Linked DNA regions of Mus musculus: region 1 is linked to region 2. A link is a contact called in ENCODE POLR2A ChIA-PET data. All regions are on one chromosome and are shown on one strand. The core of a region is the stretch at or near the end of the contact, and the rest is flanking DNA. Distances in the headings are between cores, read along the strand shown. Region 1 holds the start of Calcoco1 (calcium binding and coiled coil domain 1). Region 2 holds the start of Atp5g2 (ATP synthase, H+ transporting, mitochondrial F0 complex, subunit C2 (subunit 9)).

What was found. ChIA-PET counts read pairs that join two places held with the same protein, here RNA polymerase II (POLR2A).
Region 1: POLR2A ChIA-PET joins it to region 2 with 23 read pairs in embryonic stem cell. The contact joins the promoter of Calcoco1 here to the promoter of Atp5g2 in region 2. POLR2A ChIA-PET finds 5 or more read pairs at or near these places in 3 of 5 experiments (Patski and embryonic stem cell).

Annotation. Positions count from the first base shown.
Region 1 is chr15:102,719,093-102,726,346 of GRCm38, reverse strand. It overlaps Calcoco1 (calcium binding and coiled coil domain 1), which reads left to right and starts at 4,169. Exons shown (of 15, transcript NM_026192.3): 1 at 4,169-4,300; 2 at 6,626-6,805. The coding sequence starts at 6,650.
Region 2 is chr15:102,668,369-102,674,729 of GRCm38, reverse strand. It overlaps Atp5g2 (ATP synthase, H+ transporting, mitochondrial F0 complex, subunit C2 (subunit 9)), which reads left to right and starts at 3,683. Exons shown (of 5, transcript NM_026468.2): 1 at 3,683-3,712. It overlaps Mir688 (microRNA 688), which reads left to right and starts at 2,864; the gene lies at 2,864-2,938.

The sequences.
Region 1 (7,254 bases), core at 2,920-5,419, 51 kb before region 2:
AGAGACAGGGTTTATCTGTGTAGCCCTTGTTGTCCTGGAACTCATTCTGTAGACCAGGATGGCCTCGAACTCAGAAATCAGCTTGCCTCTGCCTCCCTAGTGCTGGGATTAAAGGTGTGTGCCACCACTGCCCAGCTTGCTTTTAATTTTTAAAAGTAATTTCATCTAGGGTTGGAGAGGTGGCTCAGTGGTTAAAAGCACCAACTGCTCTTCCAGAGGTCCTGAGTTCAATTGCCAACAACCACATGGTAGCTCACAACTATCTGTAATGGGATCCGTTGCCCTCTTCTGGTGTGTTTGAAGAGAGCAATGGTGGTGTACTCATATGCATAAAATAAATGAATCAATCTTAAAAAAATAAATAATTTTATCTATCATTTATGTGTATGGGTATTTTCTCTGCATGTATGTTTGTATACCACATCAGTGCCTGGCACCCTGGGAAGCCAGAAGAGAGGAGCAAATCCCCTGGAACTGGAGTTGCAGACAGTTGTTAGCTACTATGTTAGCTACTGTGTGGGTATCAAACCTGGGTCCTCTGGAAAAGCGGTCAGTGCTCATAATCCTTGAGTCATCTCACCAGCCCCTTGTTTTTTCACTTAAAAATGATAATTTTATGCATATGACTGTTTTGCCTGCATTTATGCATGCACACCACGTGTGTGTGGGAACTTGCAGAGGTCAAAAGATGGTATCAATATCCTAGAACTGTAGTTACAGAGAATTGTGAGCAGTCATGTGGTTGTTAGAAATAGAACCTGGGTCCTCTGGAAGAATAGCAAGAACTCTTAACCACTGAGCCATTTTCTAAGCCATATTTGAATAATTTTTGTTTGTATTTTTTAGTGTGTGCATGTGGGGTGTGTGTGTGTGTGTGTATGTGTGTGTGTGTGTGTGTGTGTGTGTGTGTGTGTGTGAATTCAGGTGGCATGGGTACCACTATTACATGTGGAGGTCAGAAGATGACTTTCAACATTTCTCTCTATCTCTATCTTTAAGAATTATTTATTATACTGTAGCTATCTTCAGACACATCAGAAGAGGGCACCAGATCCCATTACAGATGGTTGTGAGCCGCCATGTGGGTGCTGGCAATTGAACTCAGGACCTCTGGAGGAGCAGTCAGCGCTCTTAACCACTACTGAGCCATCTCTCCAGCCCTCAGCATCTCTCTTGATGTCTCTGCTATGCTAGCTGGCCTGTGAGGGTCAGGGCAATTGACCATCTTGACACAGAAATGCTGCATGTCAGGCTATAGAGATGGCTCAGCGGTTAAGGTGCACTGACTGCTCTTCCAGAGGTCCTGAGTTCAATTCCCAGTCAACCACATGGTGGCTCACAACCATCTGTGATAGGGATCGGATGCCCTCTTCTGGTGCGTCTGAAGACAGCGACAGTGGACTCACATGCATGAAATAAATAAATAAACCTTGAAAAAGAAGAAAAAGAAAAGAAACGCTGCACACCATCTCATCCTCCTTCTCCAAACGGCGCTGGGGATTGCGCTCAGATTACTAGGTTTCTTTAACAAGTGCTTTAACTTGATGGGGCATCTCGCCAGCCTCTTCTGTTGTGATAAGGTCTCCTACAGCTAAAACTGACTCCTAAACTGGGTATGTAGCTAAGGATGATCCTGCACACCTGATAGTTCTGCCTCTGGCTCCAAGTTGATTATGAGTATATGCTACCATGCTCCACTTTATGCCATGCGGGGTATCAAACCCAGCACCTCTGCAGTTTTGTTTTCATTTTGCTATGATGCATGTGTTAAGTTCAAGGGAATGTGCCATTTTGAATTCCTCTCTAGGCTCCGGTGAGCATCACTGAGTCCCATTTCTGAATCTTGGCTTCAACCTAGAATAAGTTTCCTTTTTCTACCTGGTCCCCATCCTTTTATTATTTATTTATTATATGTAAGTACACTGTAGCTGTCTTCAGAGACACCAGAAGAGAACATCATATCTCATTACAGATGGTTGTGAGCCACCATGGGGTTGCTGGGATTTGAACTCAGGACCTCTGGAAAAGTAGTCAGTGCTCTTAACTGCTGAGCCATGCTGGGCAGTGGTGGTGCACACCTTTAATCCCAGCACTCTGGAGGCAGAGGCAGGCAGATTTCTGAGTTCGAGGCCAGCCTGGTCTACAGCCAGGGCGATACAGAGAAACCCTGTCTTGAACCCACCCCACCCCCCCAAAAAAACCTGCTGAGCCATCTCTCCAGCCCCCACCCCATCCCCATCTTGACAAACTAACCCAATCAAATATATCCTTCAGTATCTGTATTTACCCTTTTAGTGAGACATATGGAACATCCGGCATAACACTAACACATACTTGTTGAATGATGGGGCTTCCCGTTGCCACGTGCCTTCACTGAGCACATAAGAGCTCAGTGAATATTTATCCCCTGACTAACACTGCTTCTTACAACAACAGAATTTAAAGCCACATTAATACAGTGCTGACTACTGGAACTTGAACCCTGATTCTGCCACTTAGCTGGATTAACCTCACGAATTACTCAGCTGTCTGAGTGTTGCTCTCATTACACGTAAAATGGGGATGATAATAGGGCATACGTTATGGCTGTTTAAAAACGCTGTAAGCATCCCAAACATGGAAGTTGTTATTACCTTAGCTCTATTTGAGACTGAGATTTTTACAAGCTTTCATTCTGAATGCAGACAAAATAAACATTTGAGACTTGAGTCTTTGGACAGGCTTCACTCGTAGCTAACCCAGGACCTTGAACTATCTCCCCATCCAGCAGCTTGTGCCCTAACTCATAAATCCTGACTAATGACACAGACATGTCATCTTAATGTTTGTGCAGCCCAGTGACTTAATGCTTGGAGATCTTCAAATGAAAGGCACCCAAGGACAGCATCAAATACCCTATTCAATCTTAAAAGGAAAAAAAAAAAAAAAACTACCAAAAAAAAAAAAAAAGTAAAAGAAGAGGCGCCGCCAGAACCTACTGCCACAGATAATTAGAATGGACCCAACCAGGAGAGGACAGCTGTCTTTCCGGCATAACTATTTATTTGTGAGACAGGGTCTCCTGTGTAGCCTGAGTCAGAATCGAAATCTCCAGGATCTCCCTGCCTCTGCCTCTTCAATTGCTAGGGTTATAGGTGTGTAGCATTACATCTCACTTAATCCTTTAATATTGAGAAAGGGGGGGGGGGTTGAACTCTTCCAGGGTTGGAGGCCACCCACAACGATGAGGACGGTTCAAGTCCTTAAGTGACTGCGGTGTGGGAACAGTGTGACTCTTTCGCCTATCAAAACAAAACAAAACAAACAAACAAACAAAAAACAACCCTATAGCAACAATTGTATTGTTGCTCTAATTAATTTAAGCCAGTTAAAAGGCTTGGGCAAACAAGCCTCTCTAAGTAGCTTGTTGTGAGCTGTGGCAGTCCTGCCAAGCTCTCTCTTCAACCGCATGCTTTTCATTCCACAGCCTAGCCACCATTTCAAGCTATGTCCCCTAATCCTAGCCCCAGAAGCCACTCCAGGGGGAGCACGTGCAGGTGTGGTATGTGTGTGTGTGTGTGTGTGTGTGTGTGTGTGTGTGTGTGTGTGTTATCGGACCCCTTGGCATGGAAATCTTCTCAAGCTGGAACCAAACAGTAAGCTTTGAGACTTTTACAAGCTCTGTCAACCCTGAAGTCAGAACAAGCTAAAAATAAATAACCACTACCACCCCTGTGAGTTTCCCCACCCACAACATGGTGGCTGTAGCTCGTAGCTTGGGAGAGGCCTGGCAGAGTTCTACAGTTTCATAGCCCTGACCCTAGAGGATTCCTTAGACAAGTTTTTTCTTTTGTAAGTAGATATAACACTACAGCCTATCTTGTAAAAGCGAACAAGAAGGCTGTGCTGGAAGCGTTCCGCCCCACCGAAAAGAGCTGTGCAGAACGCGTTAAAGCCGTCAACTCTCCCACTAAGCATGCTACGAACCAGCAGCCTCCACTAGATCAGCCTGCCCTTTCTTAAGGAATCATGGGCCGTGAAGTCCTTTGGAAGACACACCCTCCTGAACTGCCTCGGGAGTAAGAACTACATCTCCCGGGATGCCACGCTGAGTCCATCACCGCCCCGCCCTCTTCCCCGCCCCTCGCGCGCAGCCTCCTGGGACATGTAGTTCCACAGGTAGAAAAGTAGACAGTGTCGAGTCATAGAAGAACCACAAGCCCCAGAAGCTCTCGCGTCACTCTTCCCCTCCCCTCCTATAGTCGGAGTGCTGTTTTTGTTGTTGGTGAAAGGTGAGGGGAACAGCTGATCCGTCCGTGGGGTAAGAAACTTGGCCTAACTGAGGGTGGGCTTACGCGGGGGTGGTCAGCCCGCTTCTCAGCCTGCGAAAGGCTAATCCGAGAGAACTGTAGAAGAGGACGGTAGGAGCGTTTAGGTTTTAATACTTTACGCACTAAGGAAGCCTCCCCCACGTTTCGGTTTTGTTGGTTTCAAGGGGGGCCTTGAGGAGTAGCCCGCATTGTCCTCACTTTCTTGCGGGGCCTCCTCAGTAAAGCTCGATCCGATTATGGAAGCTTGAAGGGACTGAAATATTTGCTTAATCTTTTCCAGGCAAGTCTTTGCCCTCACAGACCTTCTCTCTCTTACCCAAATCCAAAGATCCAAAGGCCTTTACTACGCTGAATCCCTGAGGGGAAAACTTCCAACTTGTGGAACGCCAAAACGCTGAGAGCCCTACAGTGGAGAGGGGACACACACACACACGCACACACAGAGAGGGAGAGAGAGAGAGAATGCATTTGAACATCAGCATCTGACCACATACACTTTCAGTTCTGAAGAATATCTGCAGCTGTTACAGATTGTCTTTGTGGGAAAGGAGGGGTTTGGGGTTCTCAACGGGTAGAACTTTAGAGACAGATCTCACTCTAACCTAAGAAGACTTATATTGAAGAAAACACGGAGTAGCTGTAATGAGAGATTTTTCATAGATGAAAAAAAAAAAGCCGACAAAGAAACTGTTTCCTATTGCATTGCTGGCCCACCTTTCCTTCTCCATGGAGTGTTTAATTTCTTTTAAAGTTCCTCCCCCACTGTCTCAGCCTGGTGTGGGTTTGTGATGTTTGGGGGTGTGCATATGACTAGTGGTGATGTCTGATTGGACACATCAGCTGCACCTGACACAGGAAGCAGATGTGTGGGCTAGAGAAAAGGGCTGCCTCCCCGCTCTGGACTGAGGTGTATTTTTTTTTTAAGTTAATATACAGTGAGTTTCATTTCAAACATGTACACCATCCATACTTTGTTCTTATTCATCTCTGAGTACTACTCTGTTTTAACTTTTTTTTTTTTACTTCTGTGTGTGTGTGTCTGTCTGTCTGTGTCTGTGTGAAGATAGGTGTACAGAAGTCTGAGCACAGCTTGGGGATATCAGTTCTCTTCTCCCAACCTTGAGTTGGTGGCAAGCACCTCTACCCACCCAACTATTCTACCCCCTGAACTCTTGATTGTTGTTGTTGCTATTATTATTATTATTATCTATTTTCCAATTAGTTCTCCCTAGCTAACTCCATTTTATCTGCTTATCTCCTGCCATTAACCCAAACATATGTCAAGATTTGGACTCTTAGAATTGAGGCTAAGAGGAGCCAACAAGAAAATGGGTATAGGGTACTGGAGCTGGGCTAACACCCAAACAAATCATTAGCTTTCTAGCTCTGCTCCCGTCAAGATGGGGGTGGGGGGGGGGAGAATGTTTCTCGTTGATCTCTGCCTTTTCTCAACGCCGAATGTATATTTCCCCTTCTCAGGGCCCCTGACTTACCCTATTTCTAACCTGTTTCCCTGCCTAAGGGCGGGGCTTTCCTGGCTCCAGGCCCCCACATTCCATCTCTGCACACCACCACCTTCCTACTGAATATTTCACTCCACCCTTGAACTGCCACCTCCAGAAGTTTTGATTTCCTGGAATAGAAGTTGAAGGACAGAACCTGTCTTTCCTATTATCCTCCCCTTCTCTAGCCTTGGAGGAAAGCCAAAGCTCGCCTTCTTCTGCTTCCCTAGAGTTGATCGAGATAGGCAACTCACGGATCGGTGCCCCCAAGAGCAGGTGCTCCAAGAGCAGAGGACCCAGGATTAGGTTGTTGATCCCCCAAACCGTAGTCCCCTCTGAAGACCCATCATCGTGATTGGTAAAGAAGGTTGAACAAGCTTAGGCATATGTAAGCAAGACCTGCTTAAACTGAGAGAGGCCCACACTTCCATTGGATTTTGAATTTTAGAGCCAGACATTATAGGGGGTCAGTTACATCGGGAAACCAAAAGAATCTGGAATTCCCAAGGATGTTGAGAGATGAAAGGGAGAGACAGAGATGGGCAGAGACCGAGATGCTGGGTCAGTGGGGCAATGAAAAGGATTAGAAATTAGACAGGTGAGGGCCTGTAAGCCAAAGAGGATACAACATGACAGGGTAGGAAGTTGACTTGGAAGACCTATGGCCCAGGAATTAAAAGTGATACCTTAAAAAGGTCCCACAACCTTGGGGGCCTGGAAACCTGTTTAGTGACAGGGACTGTGGGTTAGGCACACAGGGGTCAAAGGAAAGAAGCAATGGAAAAACAAGTCTATCAACCCTTTCTTTCATAGGACATCAGCCATCTTGAGGACAGCATGGAAGAGTCATCACTAAGCCGGGCACCATCCCGGGGTGGAGTCAACTTCCTGAATGTGGCCCGCACCTACATCCCCAACACCAAGGTGGAATGTCACTACACTTTGCCTCCGGGTACCATGCCCAGTGCCAGTGACTGGATTGGCATTTTTAAGGTATCCCTAGACCCTCTTCTAGCTCAAGATTATGGGACACAGGTTGGTTAGACTATGAGGAGTGGCTAAGTCCTTACATTCTCAGGTTGATAGGGGGAAAGATGACACAGAGGCAGTCAGTATAAAGTTCATCTTTGCCCATCTCTCTCCTGGTAGTATAATGTCCTCCAACCTTACCTGACTCTATTATTATTATTATTTATTTATAATAAGTACACTGTAGCTGACTTCAGACGTACCAGAAGAGAATATCAGGTCTCATTACGGGTGGTTGTGAACCACCATGTGGTTGCTGGGATTTGAACTCAGGACCTTTGGAAGAGCAGTCAGTGCTCTTACCTGCTGAGCCATCTCGCCAGCCCCTTACCTGAGTCTTAGCATCCTTGGTACCATTTGTTCAGTCCTGCCCTTGCCCACCCTTCTATTTCTCACCGATAACTCTGTCATCC
Region 2 (6,361 bases), core at 2,434-4,933:
CACACACACACACACACACACGTGTGTGTGTGTGTGTTGTTTTTTGAGACAGGGTCTCTCTATTTAGATCTGGCTGTCCTAGAACTTACTATGTAGACCAGGCTAGCCTTAAAATCACAGAGCTTTGCCTCCCAAGTACTGGGATTGAAGACACATCACACCTGGCTCTCTGGAAATATTTTTAACTGACAAATAATAATTGTGTTTATTGATCAGGGTGTGGTAGCACATGGGTCTTGAATCCCAGCACTCAGAAAGCAGAGACAGGTGCAAGTTTGAGGGCAGTCTGATTTACATAATGAGTGCCAGGGCTGAGTAGAGAGACTCTGGCTCAAAACAAACAAAAAAAGTGTATATTTATGGGCATAATGTGATGTTTTGATCTACATATTCATTATAGAAAGACTCTATGTAGCTGATTAACATACACTTTATCCAGTCAATTCATTTGTATATGTCAGAGAAAACCTTAAAATTTATTTCAGCAGCCTTGAAATATCCAACACATTAAATGTAGTTAACTGCCAAGTTACTAAACCGTCTTTCTTCAAACTGTAACTTTGTATCCTTTGATCAACATCTCCCTTTTCTCCATCTCATCACTTGACATCTTTTATACCTTCGGTCGGTCCCTTTTATGTTTCTTCCTGTGAATCCTCCTGTCTGAGGTTTCATATTGAACAGAGCTAGCTGTGCCTGTATGATTTTGATTTTTTTCTTCTCTTAACTACTCTGTCTCCCGGCCAAAGGCAAATATATTCAAGACAATCAAGATTCTTTCTTGGTGACCTTTGAGGAAAAGAACTCATGGAATTTCGATACGTGGGATGCCAAACCTCCTCCTAACCTACCGGTCAATTAAAAGAGGTCTCTGTTCCCCTGAGGGTTGTTAACCAATCGGAGGAAAGGAAAGATCAATCTCATTTCTCCGTCACTCTACTGCAGGGAGGCTGCTAACCAGTTAGAATTTGCCACTAGAAGTCATTAGGAAAACTGGCCAATCAGACCAACCTTGTTACATGGCCTGGTCCGGAAGAGACCGGGACTGATTGGAAGGGATGGTTCTCGCTCCACACCCTTTCCTCCCAGGACCGCAGGTTCCCTAGTTGTTGAGAGAAGGACCCTTCCCAAGCCCAGGGTTAAGAATATCCCTAGACCCCACTCCCTCACGTGCCTCAATTCAGTTTTTTGGCATGCCCCTGCTCTCTTATTGTCTAATTTCCTGCTTTAAACCTTGTTGCAGAAGCCCTCAGGATTTTCAGCTTCACAGATTACCCATCACTATGTCAACTAACTGGTTTTGCATGATTTATGTGATTGAAAAAGTTTTGTAATATTTGAATCTCTTTCAGGAGATAACCGTGCAAGGACCCTTCACAATAAACAGTCTCACGGGAGCATGACAGAATTAAATTGCAGTGATCGTAACTATAATACTAACGATAATGATTATGGCGATTATTGAACTTTTACTGAGTACCAAGCCCTCTGCTAAAAGCTTCATGTACATTATTATCTCAATATAGGCTGCAGGGTAAGCGCTGTTATTATACCCAATTTTAAAAGGAGAGGGGAAAAATGACTTAAAAGGGTTAAATAACTTGCCCAAGGTCACATGTGATTTGGGAACTCAGGTTTGTCTAACTAAATCCTACCACTCGGGCCAGGGAATTATCAGACTCTGCAGTAACTTTTAGGAGAAGCCAGGGTTAGCTCCTCACAGGCCCTTTCTCTGATTCATCCTCCTCCGGGATTTTGTTAGCGATATATATACGAGATCTCTAAATTGTCGCAACCAACAGCTGCAACACCATTTGGTGGCGGCAGCTCCTAAGAACTATAGATTGTGCCTCTTAGGGTATGAAACTAAGAGCTACAAAGAATTCAGTTTTTGGCGGAGCGGGGTGTTCAGGGAACCTCAAGGGACCAACTCCTAAGCCCTGCTAGCCTGGGCCCCTCAGAGGGTGGCGGGTTTGCCTTTTCTCACACGGCATCTCACACTGCTTAGTACTTGGAAAAATACCTGTTGCTTCCTAAAGATCCCGGTTCTGCCCCTGCCCAGGTCAACAACTGGCACTGGAGGGAGATTTGGGGACCTCAGGAGAACCTGCGAGCATCCTAATCCAGCTGAAATCCAAGGTTTAGGAAAGGCGGGGAGTCCTCCACCCTCTTCTTCCATTTCTCCCCACACTTTCCCTCCCTTTCAGGAGCTCAGGGCCATAAAAATGCAGATGGAGGATCGGTGTGAAATAACGGGCCCATATAAATCCCTCTGCCGCCCGCCTGCAAGATGGATTGGCCGCATTGAAATTCCTCCGCGAGGATAATTAAACTCGGGGCCTCATCCGGGCAAAATTACATTCCTGTAATGGCGTCGCTCGGGGTCCCGGGAAATTGCTCCGTGGGCTTTCAGCGGCGGTTTTTATCGCCGGCCGGGGTGTGCCTGGCTGCGGCTCGCCTCTCCTCCGGGACCGTAAAGCTGCTGCCGTGATTTATCCTCCCCTTCTCCCAAATCCGATTAAATGGAGGAGCTTGGGGCCGGGGCGCCGCGGGGCCGGGGGCCGGGAGGGGGTGGCGGGAAGGACGGGGCCAAGGAGGGGAGGACAAACGGCCCCTCAGAGGGTGGCGGATTTGCCTTTATTTACAGCCGCGGCTTTCTTTTTATTTTTTTATGGGGGTTTGGTGAGCTCTTCCCGTCTTTCTCGCGCTGCGTCCAAGCACCCTAACCGGACAGCCGGGCTAAGGGGCTGGGTCAGCCTTGCAGCCGTCTGCTAGGCTCGTGCGTTCCTGCGTGTACACAAAGGCCTGCTCCAGGACTAGCGCAGGAAAGCCCCCGCCCACCGCCACTGGGGGAGGGACGGGCGAAAGGGCAGTGAAGAAAAGTAGGGGCTTGCTTGGGGAGAGCACCTCGCAGGCGACTACTTATTCCAGCTCGCCCCCCAGCAAGTCCGACAGGAGGTAAACTGGTCGCCTGGGGTGACTTCGCACCCCTACTGCAGGCCACAGGTGCGGTTATCCCTAATTGATCCCAGGACTCACAAAAGGGAGAATCAGGCCTTGTTTACCCCCCCAGTCTTATGACTCGAAGATGCTGGGTTTTTTTCATGCTTTGCTCATCAACGAGATAGGGAAAACAAAAATAAAAATAAGTTAAAGCAGAAACTGCCATGGCATTTTGCTAATAGCATTGGGCCAGTTCCCATCTCCCACCCAACGTTGCCAGTGTCCTGAGGGTGACAAGAAGCCAAGAGTTCTGTGATTTTATTTTCCCCTGCTACATTTTAGGCACTGAACCCCAATCCCTACTGTATGCTATAAACAATTTCCGAGTAGACTGGGTAGGGTGTTTTTTGGTTTTTTTTTTTTTCCTTAACTTTGCGCATGCTCGGAAAGGGGACTCGAGTCCAAGACTCCAAAAATGCTGTGCAGTCCACAGTTCCACCACGTTGCAGATCAGCAAGAGTTGGCGGCTCTTCCGTGCACGGTGGGCTCCTTTTGCAGTTTCTCCTGTTGGACGCCAGGTGGAGTGCTTGTCCCCCAAGACACCACCAACCTGGCAGAGGGAGCTGTGGCGTCCCGGCCGATCCTCTAGCTTGTGTCCACTCTATCCATGGAGAAAAGCGACTCGTTGGCTCCGGCCGCGCATGCGCAGAGCCTTCCCTCGCGCTTCCCGCGCCCCCGCCCCTCTCTGTCTTCTCTGCCCTGGGAGCAGGTAAGGCCTTGAGGCCTCGCGTCCTCTTCGTGCCGCGCAGGCGCGCGCAGCAGTACCCCTTGCGAGGACGCGTGGCCGCCCTGACCTTGCTAGCTCCCACGCGGGTCCCTGAGCCCTCGCGGTCCCGGCATCCCCACGCGGAGGGCTACCCCTTCCTCGTGCCGATGACCTCTAACCGCGCGGGCCTGGCGCCATCTTGGGTGTCTCACGGGGGTTGGGGGCTCTGCGGCCGGCGAAAGGCAGATGCTGGCGAGCGTGTTCTCTCCGGGCGCGAACCAAGGCTTTTATGGGTGCTCTTCGCTCACCCACACGCCTTTCACCATTGTCATGACCCCAGACTCTCCCCTCCTACCTTTGCCTCCCCTTGTCATCCTGAATCAAAATAGCCTTTATTTTTTATTTTTTTGAAGCTTGCAGACTTTGAACCTCAGGACCTCTGGCGCAGTCAAGCTAGTTCACCGTCCAAAGCCATCATCTCCCTAGTCAGCATCCTTCAGTTTGAAATAAACTGAACGTGGTAGAGAGTAACAGAACAGGCTAACCGGCCTGTGCACAGGTGGCAGGAGTGAGGCCTGAGCGAGGCCTGTTCCCTTAGAAACTGGTTGCCTCTAATGAAGGCCCTGACATACTAATGAAGTTAGAAATAAAATCTTAAATGGTGGAAATGGAGGTTTCTGTTAGGCAGCAAGCCCAGAAGATGGGAGCAATACGAGCTTTAGAATTTATACCTGCCAGCTAGTGGGAAGGTTTAAGGAACGGAATGGTTAAGTGGGGAATTCTCATTGTGGAGGGTTTCATTGCTCTGGTGTGGGCTTGCCCATATTAAGTGACCACTGGAAGGGCTCGCCGAATGATACGCTTGGGTTTATTACACACCAGCAACAGATTATACTATTCCATATGTTTGTAAACTATTAAATTTAATTCCCCTACTTTTTTTTTTTTTTAAGAATTGTTTACTGAGTTCTCTGCAAGCAAGCAGTGGGTTGGGCAGTAATTAGAGTATTGCCAGAACTACATTTTATAAGTTACCATGTTAAAACTTGTTTTTGGAAAAACGTCTTCCATTTTATTTTGGCTTCTTGACTCTAACCCACGTTTACCTCAAATTTATGATCCTTCTGCATCAGCCTCCCCAGTGCTAGGATCACTTGCACATACCACCATGCCTAACTTCAGACCTCCCTTTATTCACGTGTATGGTGACATGTATGCATGCATGCTGAGAGGTTAATGTGGGGGGCATTTCCACTCCACCCTCACCTTTCGAGACAGGATGTCTTACTGACCTGAAGCTCATCGACTCTGATTGCAAGCCAGTCAGCTTCAGGCCACCTGCTTCCATAGGTACCCAGCGCACGGGGTGTGGCAGGCACCATCATCTAAGCCATCAACCCAGCTTAAGCCTCTATTGCAAAAGTTTTAAAGAAGTACTGGGTTTCGACTCAATTAAACCTGAGTAGGTGGGCATCAAATCTGGGTTTAGGTTGCATAAAGACAAAAGGGAGGAGTTTGTTACAGGGTCGCACTGTGTAGCCAAGAATTCACAGAGCTCTGTCTGCCTCTCTGCCTTCTGAGTGCTGGGATGATAGATGTGTTCCACCGAATCCAGCAAAAAGTAAAGTTTTAGATAGAGCCAGCCTGAAGACAAACATTGGTCTAAAAGTAAAATTCAGGATTTACAAGTAGCATATCTGCCTTGGACAGGTTGCGTCCAGTGTACTTAAGGGAGTAGTGTTTAACAGGCCTATACTTTGAGCATCTTAGTTTATGGGCTATTCAAACTTCAGAGAGAAAAAGCAGGGGACGTAGCTTGGTGGTAGGACACGTTACCTAGATTGCACTAAGGTCCTAGGTTCTACCTCCAGTGTGGCCTCCCTCTGAGTGAAATTACAGAGTTACAGTCCTTTCTCTCTCACTGACAACCTGTTAGTGTTGTTGAGGCCATACCATTGTATACCTTAAATATAAAATGATTGGAAAAGTTGTTTAAAATATTGGCACCAGAGATCTTGTGTTTAGGGACTGGAGAGATGGCTCAGAAGTTAAGAGCAACTGCTGCTGTTCCAGAGGCCCCAAGTTTGGTTCCCAGCACCGGTGTGATGGTTCATAACCATCTCTAGGGAGTTCAGTGCCAGCTCTGACCTACCTTCTTGGGCACTAGGTGTGCATGCGGACAAAACATACATACAAATCTAAAAATGTCCTAAATTATTTTATGTGTGTGAATGTGCAGGTGCACATGTGCCTGTGGAGATCAGAAGAAAGCTCTTGGAAGTACTTCTTCCACTATGTGCTCCAAGAATCAAACTTGTTTTATCAGGTTTATAGGGCACATGGTTTTACCCTCTGAGCCATGCTGCTGGCCCAGTGACAGTCACTTCATATATATATATATATATTCCCTCAGATAATTCTGATTCAAGTGGACTTCTCGCTTCACTTGAGGAAGACACTGTCCTAAACCTTTACCTTACATATTCTTCCTTTGGATCTTGAAGACACAAAACTTAATACCCCTTAATGGAGTGGTGAAATTTTACAGTTGATGCTTATTAGATTAATGCTAGGGTTTCCCTCATTGATTGGCTGTATCTTGTTAAAGTAGAAATCAGTATTTTAAGGAGTGAGATGCTAAAAAGATAGTTG